Linked DNA regions of Homo sapiens: all the other regions are linked to region 1. Evidence: chromatin contacts called from ENCODE Hi-C or POLR2A ChIA-PET data. All regions are on one chromosome and are shown on one strand. Each heading gives the region's core, a stretch centred on a gene start or an enhancer-like site at or near the end of the contact. The rest is flanking DNA. Distances are from core to core; before and after follow the strand shown.

Region 1 (5,090 bases), core at 1,348-3,847:
CCTCGCTTGAGGTTAAGCTACGATTTAGAGAGCTGGGTGTGAATTCAGGAGGTCTGATTCCAGAATGAGTACTCCTTACCACCACCCCACGCTAACCACCACCCCACACTTTGTAGGGGAGATGAGGACAACTGAGGTTCAGGAAACAATGGCTTGGAAAGTGCAAAAACTGTTCAAACAACTAACCTGTATCCCTTACAATCCACCCCCAGTCCTGCACCAAGCTTTCTTTTTCTTTTTTTTTTTTTTTTTTTTTGAGACAGTCTTACTCTGGTGCACAGGCTGGAATGCAGGGGCACAAGAATGGCTCACTGCAGCCTCCACCTCTCTGGCTCAAGCAGTCCTCCTACCTCAGCCTCCTGAGTAGTTGGGACCACCGGTGCATGCCACCACACTCGGCTAATTTTTGTATTTTTTGTAGAGATGAGGTCTCACTATGTTGCCCAGGTTAGTCTCAAACTCCCGGGTTCAAGCAATTTTCCCGCCTCAGCCTCCCCAAGTGCTGGGATTTCAGGTATGAGCCACTGCACCTGGCCCTGCACCAAGCCTTTTACACAGATGGTCACGCGATCTTCCACAGGACCCCCTCATTCAATCCACATAAGTTCGCTAAAGACCTACTATGTGTCAGGCCCAGGGTACTGTGGGGCCAGCCAGGCAGACACAACCCCAGCTCTCACGGTGCTGGGGGTGACAGCTACACCGGAAAGGACCAAGTTGATGTATGAATGTAGCTGAGGGGAACAATGGCTAGTCCGAGGTGGCCAGGGAAAGTCAAAATACAATCCTGGCGCAGTGGCTCACACATGTAGTCCTAGCACTTTGGGAGGCCGAGGTGGGTGGATCACCTTAAGTCAGGAGTTTGAGACCAGCCTGGCCAACATGGTAAAACCCCATATCTACTAAAAATACAAAAATTAGCCAGGCGTGGTGGCGGGCGCCTGTAGTCCCAGCTACTCAGGAGGCTGAGGCAGGAGAATCGCTTGAACCCAGGAGGCGGAGGTTACAGTGAGCGGAGATTGGGACTCTGAACTCCAGCCTGGGCGACAGGCAAGACTCTGCCTCAAAAACAAAATACAATCCTACACACCCTCCCTGATTTTGAGGCCCCCTCTTCCAAGCAGCCCCCGTGATCTCTGGCTACCACCGATCCCCTGCCTGTCCGCTGTGTCCCTCTCACAGTGCAGGTTCAGAGCAATAAACGATAGGCCAAGAGAGTTTGTTCCCACATTTACCACCCGCTCCCCTCCAAGACTGCAGAGGCTCCAGGATCCAACCCCCGACCATCCAACACTTAGTAGGGCCTCAAGAAGTTATCTGCTGAACAATGAGGGAGATTGGACCAGACAATTACAATAGTGCTTCCCGCTTGCGAGGAACCATTTTACAGGCTTTCACCAATTCCATTTGGGAGATTACCCCCTTTCACAAAGGAGCTTTCACAAAGGAGGAAAACTAAGAGGTTCAGAGAGGTTAAGCCACTTCCCTAAAGTGACAGTGTGCTAAGTGACTGACAGCACCAGGAATCAAGCTTGAATGCAGCCTATCAATCCAAACTGAAAACTTGCTTCAAATTCCTGCGAAGCGGCTTTTCCGCTTATTCCCTTGCTACTTTCCCCAAGGAGTCACTGACCAAAAAAAAAAAAAAAAAAAATCAAGACTGGTATCTTCAAGATCGGGACAAAACACTCGCCCAAAAGGTCCACGTTGAAAATAAAAGCCTTAATCTGAAAAACCAATTGGGAAGGAGAAAAAAGGATGCAAAAGAAAAGCAATGCTTTTACACAGCAAAGGATTTCCTCCGTGCTCCCCTACTTGCCGCCGACCCCATCCCCAACCCCAATTCGGGCAAACATTTTGAAGTCACTAACTGCAAGGCATCGGGGGAGTCCTTTACCTTTCCTTGAAAATCTGGAATGACACGTTTTTAAGACAATTTGAGGTCGGCTAGCCCAAGGGGACCGCTAATGCCCGTGTCCGGCCGACGCCGGACATATCTGGAGGTTTGGCTGAGCCCCGATCGCAGCTTCGCCAAAAACGCAACATTCGGGTCGGACCCGTTACCACGCAGCCAGAAAAGCCCCAACGCCTGCCTATTGTTGCAGCCGCTGTAATTGGGAGGGCGACTGTAGGGGTGCCGGGCGAGGGGGGCGAGCTTTGTCCGGCGACCCCGGCGAGAGCGCGCGCGGAGAGGATCGCGCGGCCTCCACGCGGCCCGGGCCCCCCACCCACCCCGCCGCTCCGCGGGGGCCGCCGCTGCCACGGCCTCGCGACACTGTGGCCTTCCCCACGCGCGCGGCTGCCGGCTGGGCTTCTTGACCCTCGGGCGCCGCCGTACCCCGGCCCCGCACAGGGCGCGCCGGCAGCCCCCTCCCCCCTCGGCGCCCCGGCTCCATTCAAACCGCCCTCCCCGGCCCCGCGCCGCGCTGCCCCCGCGGCCCGCGTTCCTTACCAGGAGCCGCCGGCGCCGTCGACTTCCCGGCGCCTCCCCCGCCCCTCCGCGCGGGGCCGGGGGCAGAATGGGCGTCTCGCTTCTCTTCACGAAACAAAGAAGCCGCCGCCGCCGCCAAACGAGGGGAAGCCTCGCGCGCGCGCCCGCCCGCCTCGGCCACCGCCCCCCCTTCACACACACGCGCGCCACCCGCGCCCCCGCTGCGCGCGCGCTCGCCGGCTCCCCTCCCCCTCAGCACCGCGGCGGCCTCTCCAGCTTCCGCCGCCTGCCCGGCCTCGTGCGCGCGCCAGCCCGCCCTTCCGCTCCCGGCGCGCGTGCGCGCCCGTCCCTGGGCGGACGGGGGTGGGCGTGGCCCGGAGGAAGCACGCGCGTCCGATGCACCGCCCCACTCGGGCCGCGATGGCCCCGCGCCTGCGCACGCTTCGCCTTCTGCACGCCTCGCGTCTTGACGCCCCGGAGCATGCGCAGAGCGGACGCCACTGCGGCGGCGGTGGCGGCGGCCGCGGTGACGATGGGGCAACTGGAGAATGGGATCCCGGTGGCCGTGGGGTCCGTGGGGAAAGGAGGTCCCTGAGGCTCGGAAATAGGAACCCTGGACCGTAGGACGGGCCGCCTGGACCAAGACCGGGCAGTGGTTTCCCGCGGGCCAAGGGCGCGCCTGGGAACCGCTTTGATCCCTGACCTGGGGCGGCGAGGCCTATTTGGGGAGGCAAGGCGGGGCCCGACCGTGGCCGCCTTCTCTGCAAAACTTCCCAAGTGCCATTAATTAGCTTAGCAAATATTTATTGATCTGCTACTGTGTCCCAGCCGCCGTGGAGCCCTCGGTCTAGTGGGGAAGGAGGACAAGAAGCAAGATTAATAAGCAAAATAGTGCAGTATGAGAGGCCGGACTTGGTGGCTCACGCCTGTAATCCAGCACTTTGGGAGGCCGAGGCGGCCGGATCACCTGAGGTCGGGAGTTAGAAACGAGCCTGACCACCATGGTGAAACCCGTCTCTATTAAAAATACAAAAATTAGCCGGGCGCGGTAGCTCATGCCTGTAATCCCAGCACTTAGGGAGGCCTAGGCTGGTGGATCATGAGGTCAGGAGATGAGACTATCCTGGCTAACACGGTGAAACCCCGTCTTTACTAAAAATACAAAAAATTAGCCGGGCGTGGTGGCACACGCCTGTAGTCACAGCTACTCGGGAGGCTGAGGCAGGAGAATCGCTTGAGCCCAGGAGGTGGAGATTGTAGTGAGCCGAGATCGTACTATTGCACTCCAGCCTGGGCAACAAGAGTGAAATTCCGTCTCAAAAAAAATAAATAGTACAGTGTGAGGTGAACACTGGGAGGATCATGGACATTTTAAATAGGGCAGCCACGGAAGTCGTCGTTGCAAAGAACACGTTTGAATGCATACAGGCTGGTGGTGAAAGAGAGAAACCTTCCTCCGAGAGTGAAGGCCCTGAGCCTCTTGGCCTCTTCTGTGTGTTTTCTTTTTTGTGTGTTTGTTTGTTTGTTTGTTTGTTTGTTTGTTTGTTTTGAGACGGAGTCTTACTCCATTGCCCAGGCTGGAGTGAGGTGGCACGATCTCAGCTCACTGCAACTTCTGCCTCCCAGATTCAAGCGATTCTCCTGCCTCAGCCTCCCGAGTAACTGGGACTACAGGCGTCCGCCACCACGCCCGGCTAATTTTTGTATTTTTAGTTGAGACAGAGTTTCACCATGTTGGCCAGGCTGGTTTTTAACTCCTGACCTCAAGTGATCCGCCCACCTCAGCCTCCCAAAGTGTTGGGATTACAGGCGTGAGCCACCTCACCTGGGTGGGTTTTTGTTTAATTGTTTGTTTTATTAGAGACAGGGTCTTGCTCTGTAACCCAGGCTGGAGTGCAATGGTGTAACCACAGCTCAGTGCAGCCTCAAACTCCTGGACTCAAGGGATCCACCTCAGCCTCCCAAATAGCTGTGACTACAGGTACATGCCACCACCACCAGCTTTTTTTTTTTTTTTTTTTTTTTGTCTGTTATGTTCTGTAGAGCTGAGGTCTGCTGTGTTACCCAAGCTGGTCTCAAACTACTGGGCTCAAGCAGTCCTCCTGGCTCAGCCTCCCAGTGCACTGGGATTACAGGCATGAGCCACCAAGCCAGGCCCCAGAAGGACCTGGGTTTAAAACACGACTCCATTTCTACTACCTGGGTGATGCATGGGTAATACCAGGCAGGTTTACCAGAGCATCTACACCTCACTTTCTTCACCTGTGAAACAAACAATAAGGCTGGGTGCGGTGGCTGACATCTGTAATCCCAGCACTTTCGGAAGCCAAGGTGGGCAGATGACCTGAGGTAAGGAGTTCGAGACCAGCCTGGCCAACATGGTGAAACCCCGTTTCTACTAAAAATACAAAAAAATTAATTAGCCAGGCATAGTGGCAGGTGCCTGTAATCACAGCTACTCGGCAGGCTGAGGCAGGAGAATTTCTTGAACCCAGGAGGTGGAGGTTACAGTGAGCCAAGATCATGTCATTGCGCTCCAGCCTGGGTGACGAGAGTAAAACTCCATCTCAAAAAAAAAAAAAAAAAAAAAAAATGCTGGGCCCAGTGGCTCACGTCTGTAATCCCAACACTTTGGGAGGCCAAGGCAGGTGGATCATGA
Region 2 (5,090 bases), core at 1,349-3,848, 600 kb before region 1:
ACTCTTGTTGCCCAGGCTGGAGTGCAGTGGCGCGATCTCGGCTCACTGCAACCTCTGCCTCCCGGGGTTCAAGTGATTCTCCTGCCTCAGCCTCCTGAGTAGCTGGGATTACAGGTGCCTGCCACCATGCCCAGCTAATTTTTGTATTTTTAGTAGAGACAAGGTTTTACCATGTTGGTCAGGCTAGTCTTGAACTCCTGACCTCAGGTTATCCACCCGTCTTGGCCTCCCAAAGTGCTGGGATGGGCCAGGCGCCGTGGCTCACGCCTGTAATCCCAGCACTTTGGGAGGCCAAGGCAGGCAGATCACGAGGTCAGGAGTTCAAGACCAGCCTGGCCAACATGGTGAAACCCCATCTTTACTAAAAATACAAAAATTAGCCAGGCATGTTGGCGCACACCTGTAATCCTAGGTACTCAGGAGGCTGAGGCAGGAGAATTGCTTGAATCCAGGAGGTGGAGGTTATAGTGAGCCGAGATCACGCCACTGCACTCCAGCCTGGGCCACAGAGCAAGACTCTGTCTCAAAAAAAAAAAAAAAAAAGCAAAAACAAAAAAGTGCTGGGATTACAGGTGTGAGCCACCATACCCGGCCATCATTTATTGTTTTTTATTTTATTTTATTTTATTTTTAGAGACAGGATTTCACTATGTTGCCCATGCTAGCCTCAAACTCCTGGGCTCAAGCAGTCCTCCCACCTCGGCCTCCCAAAGTGCTGGGGTTACTGGGGTGAGACACTGTACTCACAAATGTCATTTTTTGAAAACTATGCTTCACTAAAGATCCAGTCTTAAGGATACTGATTCAGGGACATTTACTGCATCATCACAGTGGCAAAACTCAGGAAAGTCCAGGAATTGTCCATCAGTAGGATAACCGTTGATTATACTATGGCAGAGTTGCACTATGAATCATGTAGCTACTAAAAACAAAAGTTAGGTATACGTGTATAGATGGTTAAGTGGAAATAGCAAGTTGCACGGTAACTGTATAGTATGATTCCATCCTGTGTGTATTCTAGTTTGCTCCAGCACTGAAAAAGGGTCTCACAAGAGGGCAGTTCTACTGGTTACACTTGACGGTTACCAGGGTAACACTGCCCCCTAGGGGATATCCTAGAGATCCCTCTACAGACAGCCCCTGACTTGATTATGATAGGTTTATCGGGATGTAACCCCATCGTAAATCAAAGAGCATCTGTATTCGAAATACATTTCATTACAAATTATCTTCCTGAACACTCTAATGCAACAGCTCTTATCAAGGTCCGCAGGGACCAGACCCTTGCCAAACTCAACTGTCAATTCTCTTTCCTCATCTTCTTCAACTCAGGGACACGTGACACAGCTAACCCCTCTCTCTCTCCATCTTGAAATATCTTTTTCAGGCCAGGTGTGGTGGCTCATGCCTGTAATCCCAACAATTTGAGAGGCCGAGGTGGATGGATCACTTGAGGTCAGGAGTTCGAGACCAGCCTGACCAACATGGTGAAACCCCATCTCTACTAAAAATACAAAAATTAGCCAGGCATGGTAGTGCGCACCTGTAATCACAGCTACTTAAGAGGCTGAGGCAGGAGGATCGCTTGAACCCGGGAGGCTAAGGTTGCAGTGAGCCCATATGGCGTCACTGCACTCCAGCCTGGGCGACGGAGCGAAACCCTGTCTCAGAAAAAAACAAAACCAAAAATAAAAACCAATAAAAGTCCTTGGCCGGGCGCGGTGGCTCACGCCTGTAATCCCAGCACTTTGGGAGACCGAGGCGGGTGGATCGCGCCTGTAATCCCAGCACTTTGGGAGGCCGAGGCGGGTGGATCACGAGGTCAGGAGTTCAAGACCAGCCTGGCCAAGATGGTGAGACCCCATCCCTACTCAAAAAAAAAAAAAAAAAAAAAACTACAAAAATTAGCCGGGCGCGGTGACCGGCGCCTGTAATCCCAGCTACTCGGGAGGCTGAGGTAGGAGAATCACTTGAACCTGGGAGGCGGAGGTTGCAGTGGGCCGAAATCGAGCCACTGCACTCCAGCCTGGGCGACAAAGTGAGACTCCGTCTCAAAAAAATAAAATAAAATAAAACAAAAATAAAAAATAAAAATCCTTAACACGGCCCACGAGGCTCCATGGAATCTGGCCCCAGCCTGTCCACTCAACCTCATCTACTACAATCTGGGCACTCAAAATGTGGTCTGCGGATCAGCAGCATGGAAGTCACCTGGGAGCGAGTTAGAACAGCAGCCTCTCAGGCCTCCCTCTTCATCTGCTGGATCAGAACTTGAACTTTTTAGTTTGAGTAGAGCGTCTTCCATGCTTACAAGCTTCCCCTTCACCCTGATTCAGCCATAAGGTTATTTCATATTCCTCACTTGCCGCTCCTGGAAACTGACCAGAAGTACTGGCATCGCGCGTAGGTACAGGCAAATACGCACCGGCTCTTGCGCAGGCGCACTGCGTCTCCGTCGGAGCGCTGCTATTTGAGTACGCGTGCGCTCAGAGGAGCGGCGAAGGAGGCAGGGCCTATTTGCTGGGCTGTCCGGGATGGGGGTGGCCGGGACCTGAAAGTAGGAGAGGGGTTTCCGCTTCCGGCAGGAGTCGGAAGTCACTATCTCCCGGGTGAACGGAGCTTTCGCAGCTGGAGAAGGTGAGTGCTGGTGCGGCTCGTGCGAGTGGGCGTTGGGGGTGGGCAGGACTGGAAGTTCCTCTACTCCGTGCGTTTACGGGGTCCTGGAGGAGGCTCCTGGGACCTCGAGCTTGGGGGAAAGCCGGTCGGGGAGACTGACTCCCCCCGACCCCATCCTTCCAAGCGCGACTACCGGGACGCCTGGCTCCTCCCGGCGGCCGTCGGGAGGCGATGCCGAAGCTTTAGTGAGTCTGGAGGAACAGCCAACCCCCCACCTCTTGGGTACCAGCAGATTCGGGGGATGACTCCTCTGCCATCCCCTTTTGGCGCTCTTGGACTTAACGTTGTCACAGGACAGGCTGAGGCCTCTGCATTCCTTGTGCAAGCCAGACCCCATTCATGGGATGGGGAGACTGTAGTCCCTGGGCAAAATGAGCTTCTGGGGCTCATCCGTAGATTTTGTTTGGACTTTTTTTTTTTTTTTTGAGAGTGAGTCTTGCTGTGTCGCCGAGGCTGGAGTGCAGTGGCGCGATCATAGCTCATTGCAGCCTCGACCTCCTGGGCGCAAGCTTCCCACTTCAGCTTGCCGAGTAGCTGGGACTACAGACTCAAGGCTAATTTTTGTAATTTTGTAGAGATGAAGGGTCTCACTCTGTTTCCCAGGCTGGTCTGGAACTCCTGGCTTCAAGCGATCTTCCCACCTGGGCCTCCCAAAGTGATGAGATTACGGGCGTGACGTCCCAAAGTGATAGAGTTACAAGCAAACTGATTGAGTGATTTATTCAGTAATGGTTATTGCTGGGCACGGTGGCTCATGCTTGTAACGCCAGCACTTTGGGAGGCCGAGGCGGGAGTATCTCTTGAGCCCAGGAGTTCCAGACCAGGCTGGGCAACATGGTGGGTCCCTGTCTCTACAAAAAATACAAAAATTAGCTGGGCGTGGTGCCGCGGCTAATTTATATTTCAGAGGTAGAGGGGCAGGGGGAGGATCGCATAAGGAATGTGTGAGGGAAAAAGACATTGAGGATGAATCCAAGGTTTCTGATTTGATTATCCGGAAAGATGGAATTGCTGTTAGCTGAGATGAGGAAGACTGGAAGAGCAGGTTGCAATGTCAGGGGCTTGGTTTTGGACATGATATGTTTAATCTTAGGTGGAAGTTAGACATCAGGTGGAGGTGTGGCTGAGGCAGATAGATCAGAGTCTGCAGTTCAGACTCAAGGCTGGAGAAGCAGGTGGCCTCAGTGTAGAGTAGGCATGAAGCCCTAAGACTGGGTGAAATCTTCATGTGGTGAGTATAGCCAGAAAGGAGAGGATCCAACAATTAAACTCATGGGCTTTTTGCTCTGTTGCCCAGGCTGGAGTGCCTCGGCTCACTGCAACCTCCGCCTCCCAGGTTCAAGTGATTCTCCTGCCTCAGCCTCCCGAGTAGCTGGGATTACAGGCGTGCACCACCATGCCTGGCTAATTTTTGTATTTTTAGTAGAGATGGGGTTTCACCATGTTGGTCAGGCTGGTCTCGAACTCCTGACCTCGTGATCTGCCCACCTCGGCCTCCCAAAGTGCTGGGATTACAGGCGTGAACCACTGCACTCAGCCTTTTTTTTTTTTTTTTTTAGATGAAGTTTTGCTCTGTTGCCCAGGCTGGAGTGCGGTGGCACAATCTCAGCTCACTGAAACCTCCGACTCCCAGGTTCAAGCGATTCTCCTGCCTCAGCCTCTCTATTAGCTGGGATTACAGGCATGTGCCACCACGCCCAGCTAATTTTTGTATTTTTAGTAGAAATGGGGTTTCACCATGTTGGCCAGGCTGGTCTCCAACTCCTAACCTCAAGTGATCTGCCCACCTTGGCCTCCCAAAGTGCTGGGATTATAAACGTGAGCCACAGCGCCTGGCCCAAACTCACGTGCTCTCTTCATTGGAGCAAGTTGGCAGAGAGGCAGGAGCATAGGAGACTAGCAGGAGCCACCAGTGAGGCAGAGGACAGGGAGCACATGGCATCCTGAGAGCCACATGTGCTCTCAGGGGAGGAAGGACCTCTGGAATGGGAGGACTGCCATTGGGATTTGCAGTATGGAGCCACCAGTAACCTAAGTTTGGAGGCAAGGGGTGCAGAGAGATGGGTGGGAATGCAGATGGCTGTACACTAAAACAGCCTGCAGAGAAAAGGATCATAGCTGGAAGAGGATGAAGAGTTTTTTTTTCCCCCTTTTTAAATGAGGAGAGAGGTAATAACAAGTGTGTGAGAGTGATCCAGTGGAGCTGGAAAATTTGATGTTGCTCAAAGAAAAGGGGATGGGAGCCAGGGCAGAATGAACAAATTGTTTTTGCAGGAACTTACTTCCATAGTAAAGGAGGCATGCCGAAGCTGGGCATGGTGGTGCACACCTGTTGTCCCAGCTACTGAGCAGGCTGAGGCCAGAGGATTGAGGCTTTAGCAAGCTGTGATCATGCCACTGCACTCCAGCCTGGG
Region 3 (5,090 bases), core at 748-3,247, 520 kb before region 1:
CCTCTGAGGAGGTGGCATTTGCGCATAGACCAGAATGACAAAGATCTATCCCAGAAGAAAGCTGGGGGAGGAAATTCTCAGGCCAGAGGAACAACCAGTGCCAAAACCCCGAGGTAGAACTAGCTCGGCGTGTTCCTAAAACAGGAAGCCGCGGGGGGAAGGGGAGTTGGCGGCGGCTGCCCTGGCCCCATTTCCCGGAGGAGGATGCTGAGGCCGCCGCCTCCTGCGGGCCGCTAGAGAGAGGGGCGGGGAGCGAGGCGCGGCCGCTAGGTGGCGTGCGAGGCGCGTAGGCCCTGGTGGCCGCAGCCACGTGACCCTGGGGACCGCAGCCGCGAGCTCAGGCACGTGCCCGGGGGAGCCCTGTGGCGCCACGCGCAGATTGGCCCCGCCGGTTCCTCACCAGTTCGGGGGATGAGGCGGGGCCCCAGCTATGCCTCAGTTCCTGCTGCGGACCGGGGGGCTACCCCAGCCGGGGACAGAAGAATCGGCAAGGATGAGCGAGTCCGGCCGCTGGGGCCGCCCCCGCGAGCTCCCTCCCCCCGCGAGGCAGGTCCCCTCCACTCTCCCCGCACTGCCGGAGCCGGCAGGTTTCCATGGGAACCGCAGCGGGGTCCGCGCGCCCAGGAGCAGCCCCCCTCCTAGCTCAGTTTCCGATGACGGAAACCGGGAGGAACACGGGGTGGGGAACAGACCATCGCTTGGGGCCCCTAGCGCCCGCAGCCAGGTCGCCCCGGCGAGCCCAAGAGGGGCCACCCGGGGATCTGCACCGCCACCGCCCCTATTGCGCGGGCCACTGCGATTGGCCTGCCCTTTCCAGGCGTGGCAGCATCCCCTGGTGCGCGCACTCCCATTGGCTCGATCTCTAGGGCATCTTCCAGTAACTGGTTATCTCAAGGGCCGCCCCTGATTGGGCAAATTAGGCTCTCCTCGCTGGTGGCGCTCTCTGACAGTCTGGAGCCTAAAGGGCGTGCAGGAACGAGGATTGGGTGGGGACTGCCGCTCTCCAGTTAGGGGGTCTGGGCTACCTCGCCGGCAGCGCCCTCGACCGGACTGTCGGATTGCTGTCTGTGGTGCTGAAGCCTCACGCCCTGGCGACCCCGCCCCAGTGTGTGCTAGTTCCCGCGCCCCGACGTAAACATGCACCGGCGCCCGCGCACCAAAGGAGGCTGCGCCACCCCCAACGCCTTAGAGAGAGGCCAGGTTCCCCCTAGCAGAGAGCGAGCATGACTCCACAGTCAGGAGGACCAATCACGAGCCTAGAAAGCCAGGACATTTATGTGGCAGATCCACCCACCCCAGTTCTGTGGGGTCCAAGAAGGATCCGTGGTTTCCCAGAGCTGCATGGCTCCAGCGATGATTGTCCAGAACACTGAGCCCCAAACCTTTTCACCCCCTTCGGAGCAGTGCGGAGTTTCCTTGCACTGGGGAGTGCCAGTCCTTACCTTTTGAACCCTAGAAGGATCCAGCTCACTCAAAACCAACAGCGTCCCAGTCTCCTTCTGCAGAAGACTAGGGCCACAGTAGCCACCCTCCCCCGTGGTCTTGAGGTGGTCTACACTGGTGCCTCCAAATCTGGGGACCCAGGCCTCTGCCTACTAAAATATTGGTTCCTGATCCCCTGTCCAGTTCCCTCAGTGGACAACACCTCTGGAAGGTCGCATATTCAGGCCACTAATACCTCCTCGCTCTGTTGGCTCCTCCAGCTCTAGGAGCTGGACGGAGGAGGGGAGCCCGTCTCCTGGCCCGAAAGCCAGCCCAAGAAGGGGTGCCAGGGTAGGAAGCAAGGGCCTCGAGGGAAGGAGGGCCCAAATCTGGCAACCCGAGCACCTAGGATGCGCTTTTGGGGGATTCAGAGTCCCGACCAGTGCGCGCTCACTTCCACCTGCCGCGCCGTCGGGAGCCGCGAGGAGGCGGAGCTCGGTCGCCGCAGCCAATGAGCGACGCCGGCGCTGGCAGCTGCTGCTATAAAGGGCTGGGGGCGGCGGCGGCGCGGTCCAGAGCGCGGAGCGCGCAGCGCGGGCCGGAGGGAGGGAGGGAGGGTGGGCGAGGGGAGAGGACTTGAACACACGGGACCGGACAGGACCGACCGAGGGGCGGCGGCGAAAGGCAGAGCGCCGCGATCTCTGTCGGGAAGCGCAACCTCCCCGGGCCCCGCGGGGCCGCGCAGGGGGCGTCCTCAACCCCGCGCCCGCTCCCTCTTTCCATCCCCTGCCGCCCGCAGGCCACCCCGGGGCCCGGCCATCCGCGCGCGCATCCCCGGGTTCGGGCCCGTCCCTGGCCCTCGAGGGAGCCGCCGCCTTCATCGCCACATCTGCAGCGGCCGCACCAGAGGCCGCCCGGGCGGGACCCCAGCGTGAGCATCGGGCGCCCCCCTAGGAGTGCACCACCCCCGGAGCCCCCCTCAACACGGACCGCGCCCGCCGGGCACACAAGAATGGTCACTGTAGGTATTCCCCTGTCGCCGAAAGGGAATCGGGACGGGGAGGAGTTGGGCCCAGGCTCCGCGGAGATTGGGCGGGTGCGGCGGGGGGGGTAGGACCAGGCCTAGCTAGGCCCGGGTTGGGGGGGTAGGACCAAGCCTCGGGGCCTGAGAGTGGGCAGGGCCGCGCCCAGAGTGCTGAGGGCGCTTAGAGCTTGGTCTGAGAGGGCCTTAGGGAGACTGACTGCGATTCGGGAGGCGTCCGACGCCGCCCTGGAGGCGGGATTGCCCCCTCTCCAGCAGGCCTGATGGGGGAGGGGCCGCGGCGGCTAAGGATGCTTCCTCCATCCAGGCCCAGACCCCGCAGGCCGCCCAGGCAAACGCAGGGCCCGATCACTGGTGCTGGGCCAAGCCAAAGCGACAAAGCGTCCCCGAGAGCCCTGGGAAAGCGGGTGGCGTCGGATCGCGCGCCCCGGGCCTCGGCCGCACCCGGGAGGCGGGCGTCTCGTCCTCGAGCCCGTCGACCTTGCGGCAAGCGGGGAGGGGAGAGGAGGGGGCGCGCCCGGAGGCCCCGCGGGCCCGCCGCCGCTGCTGCCGCGTCCCTTTGTTTCTCGGCGCTTCTTCGCGGGCCGCAGCCTCGCGCGGGCGCCTCGGGCTGCGGGGAGGGGGAGGGGAGAGGAGGGCCCGCGGGTTGGGGGGGCACCTCTGGGCTCCCGGGTCTCCGCCCCCCGGGAGATGGGGTGGGAGGCCGAGACAGCCCCCTTAGGCCAGGTCCAGGCTCCCCACCTCGCCAAGGCTCTGGGCCGCGAGGTGACCTTGAGCGCGGCCCGCCCGCCTGCTCGCCCGCACCGCTAGCCCCGCGCTCGGTGCTTTCAGCAGCCACGGAGCTGGTCAGCTCCCGAGCGCGCAGCCCCTCCCGCCCTGCCACGCCCTGCCTGGCCACGCCCGGGCACGCCCATCTAGGCCCCGCCCCCAGGGCCCCGGGGGCCCGGCCTCGCCCGAGCCCTCGGATTCCCACTCGGCAGCCCGGGCGTATCCCGGGGGCGGGGCTGGCCAGTTATAGCCCCACCCCGGCTCCACCCCCGCCCCTGCCGCGCGACTCCGCTCCCCGCGCCGCCGCGCGTCCTTTGTCTGGTCCCGGCGCCTGGGCCTCCCTCTTCCACTCTTCCTATCTCTCCGTCTCTGCGTGTGTGTCTCTGTGCATTGTGTCTCTTTCCGGGCCCCTTTTTCGAGTCGTGGCTAGCACTGGGGGTGGGGGCATGATTGGCGCTCCCTCCATGCCTAAGCCTCTCCCCTCCTGGACCCTGGGACCCGCCCACCTGGCTCTGAGAAATGAGGTCCCGGAGGCCTGGCTCACCTGCTGTGTGACCTCAGGCCGTTCCTTTCCCTCTCTGGGCCTCGTGCTGTTCACCCAGGTCTGGGAACTGGAGTGTGGCCTCCTGAGGACCTCAGAACTCCCGCAACAGTCCAGCATCTCCTAAGCGTCCTCTGATCGGTTCTCTCATTTGAAAAAGGAAACTAATGCACAAAGGGAAAGAGGGTGTGGTCAGAGGTCACACAAGGGCCTTGAGGACCTAGGTTCTCCAGTGAGCGAGCCCTGGGGCAGAGATGTATCATGGGGACAGGCTGGGAGGAAGAGAGGTGACAAATTAAGACCAGGAGGACCCTGCATTGAAGAAGGGCCCAGAAGTAGGAGGCTCAGTCAGCACCACGTGGTAGCCCAGCCTCACCATGCATAGCCACTCAATGCCCTATTGTCGCCGGTATCCAGGCATCTGTCACTGTGACTGGGGCCAGGGGCCGCAGCTGGGGGCCGTGGGGGTCAGACACAGGAGGTTTTAAGAAAAAAGTGGCCTCAGGTGTGTTCACTGCAAAACCCATACGTCAGATGTATGTGCGATGGTGGAAAAGAGGAAGAGAGAGTGATGAGGCCAGGGACACAGAACGGTTCAGAGAGAGGGCAGGACAGTGGAGAAGAGAGGGAAACAGAGGAAGAAAGAGGGAGAGAGAAACCAAAAGTCGGGGGAGACTTAGAAGAAGCACTGGAGAGAATGGGAAGCTTCCCTAACCCTCCATCTTTTATCTGCCCTCCTCCTCCCTGACTTTGCCACCCCCCCATCTCTGTCTGGGGCCAGTCGCCGAAGTCCCTTTGATGCCCATGTAGCCACCATCCCAGGCTGTGCACTTACTGCAGGCTGGGGCAGGGCGGGTGTGGCTTCCATCAATCTGATCCCCATTATCAGCTCAGCCGGCTCAGCCACAGAGGAAACGAGATACTGGTCCCGCTAAGCTCTGGCACAAATGGGAGGGAGAACGGGTGGTGGCCAGATTAGCAGGCTAGGCCTCAAGAACCTGGGTCTGAACCACCCAGTCACCTCTTCACTCTGCTCAGGTTGGGGACACCATGGGAGGGGGGCAGCCAGTAACTCTTTCGGCTCTAGGGTCATCGGATCAGGAGTCAGATGTTGACACCATCCCCTCCACCTCCTCCTGTCACCCTGGACAAGTCATAGGTCCCTGTGACTAACCCTCAGTGTCCCCATCTGAGAAATGGAGGAGACCCTTCATACCATTCACTGTGGTTGTGGGAGGTCAATGAAAACTTTGCACATGCTCAGTGGAGTTCAAAAATAGGATCTAGCACGGTGGCTCATGCCTGTAATCTCAGCAC

The links. Hi-C counts contacts between places; a loop is a spot of excess contacts on that map. ChIA-PET counts read pairs that join two places held with the same protein, here RNA polymerase II (POLR2A). Pooled maps may share reads with other maps.
Region 2: a pooled map shows a loop between it and region 1 (6-fold over the local background). The contact joins the promoter of ELOF1 here to the promoter of SMARCA4 in region 1. A Hi-C loop is called at or near these places in 9 of 50 pooled maps. POLR2A ChIA-PET finds 5 or more read pairs at or near these places in 2 of 52 experiments (GM12878 and naive thymus-derived CD8-positive, alpha-beta T cell).
Region 3: a pooled map shows a loop between it and region 1 (8-fold over the local background). The contact joins the promoter of ELAVL3 here to the promoter of SMARCA4 in region 1. A Hi-C loop is called at or near these places in 5 of 50 pooled maps. POLR2A ChIA-PET finds 5 or more read pairs at or near these places in 4 of 52 experiments (H1, activated CD8-positive, alpha-beta memory T cell, activated T-cell and 1 more).

The regions. Positions count from the first base shown.
Region 1 is chr19:10,958,537-10,963,626 of GRCh38, reverse strand. SMARCA4 (SWI/SNF related BAF chromatin remodeling complex subunit ATPase 4) reads right to left here and starts at 2,597. Exons shown (of 35, transcript NM_003072.5): 1 at 2,453-2,597. RefSeq lists silencers at 2,230-2,289, 2,340-2,399, 2,450-2,869.
Region 2 is chr19:11,556,738-11,561,827 of GRCh38, reverse strand. It overlaps ELOF1 (elongation factor 1), which reads left to right and starts at 2,598. Exons shown (of 4, transcript NM_032377.4): 1 at 2,598-2,637. RefSeq lists an enhancer at 980-1,274.
Region 3 is chr19:11,477,953-11,483,042 of GRCh38, reverse strand. It overlaps ELAVL3 (ELAV like RNA binding protein 3), which reads left to right and starts at 1,997. Exons shown (of 7, transcript NM_001420.4): 1 at 1,997-2,443. The coding sequence starts at 2,435. RefSeq lists silencers at 191-630, 661-910, 3,285-3,479.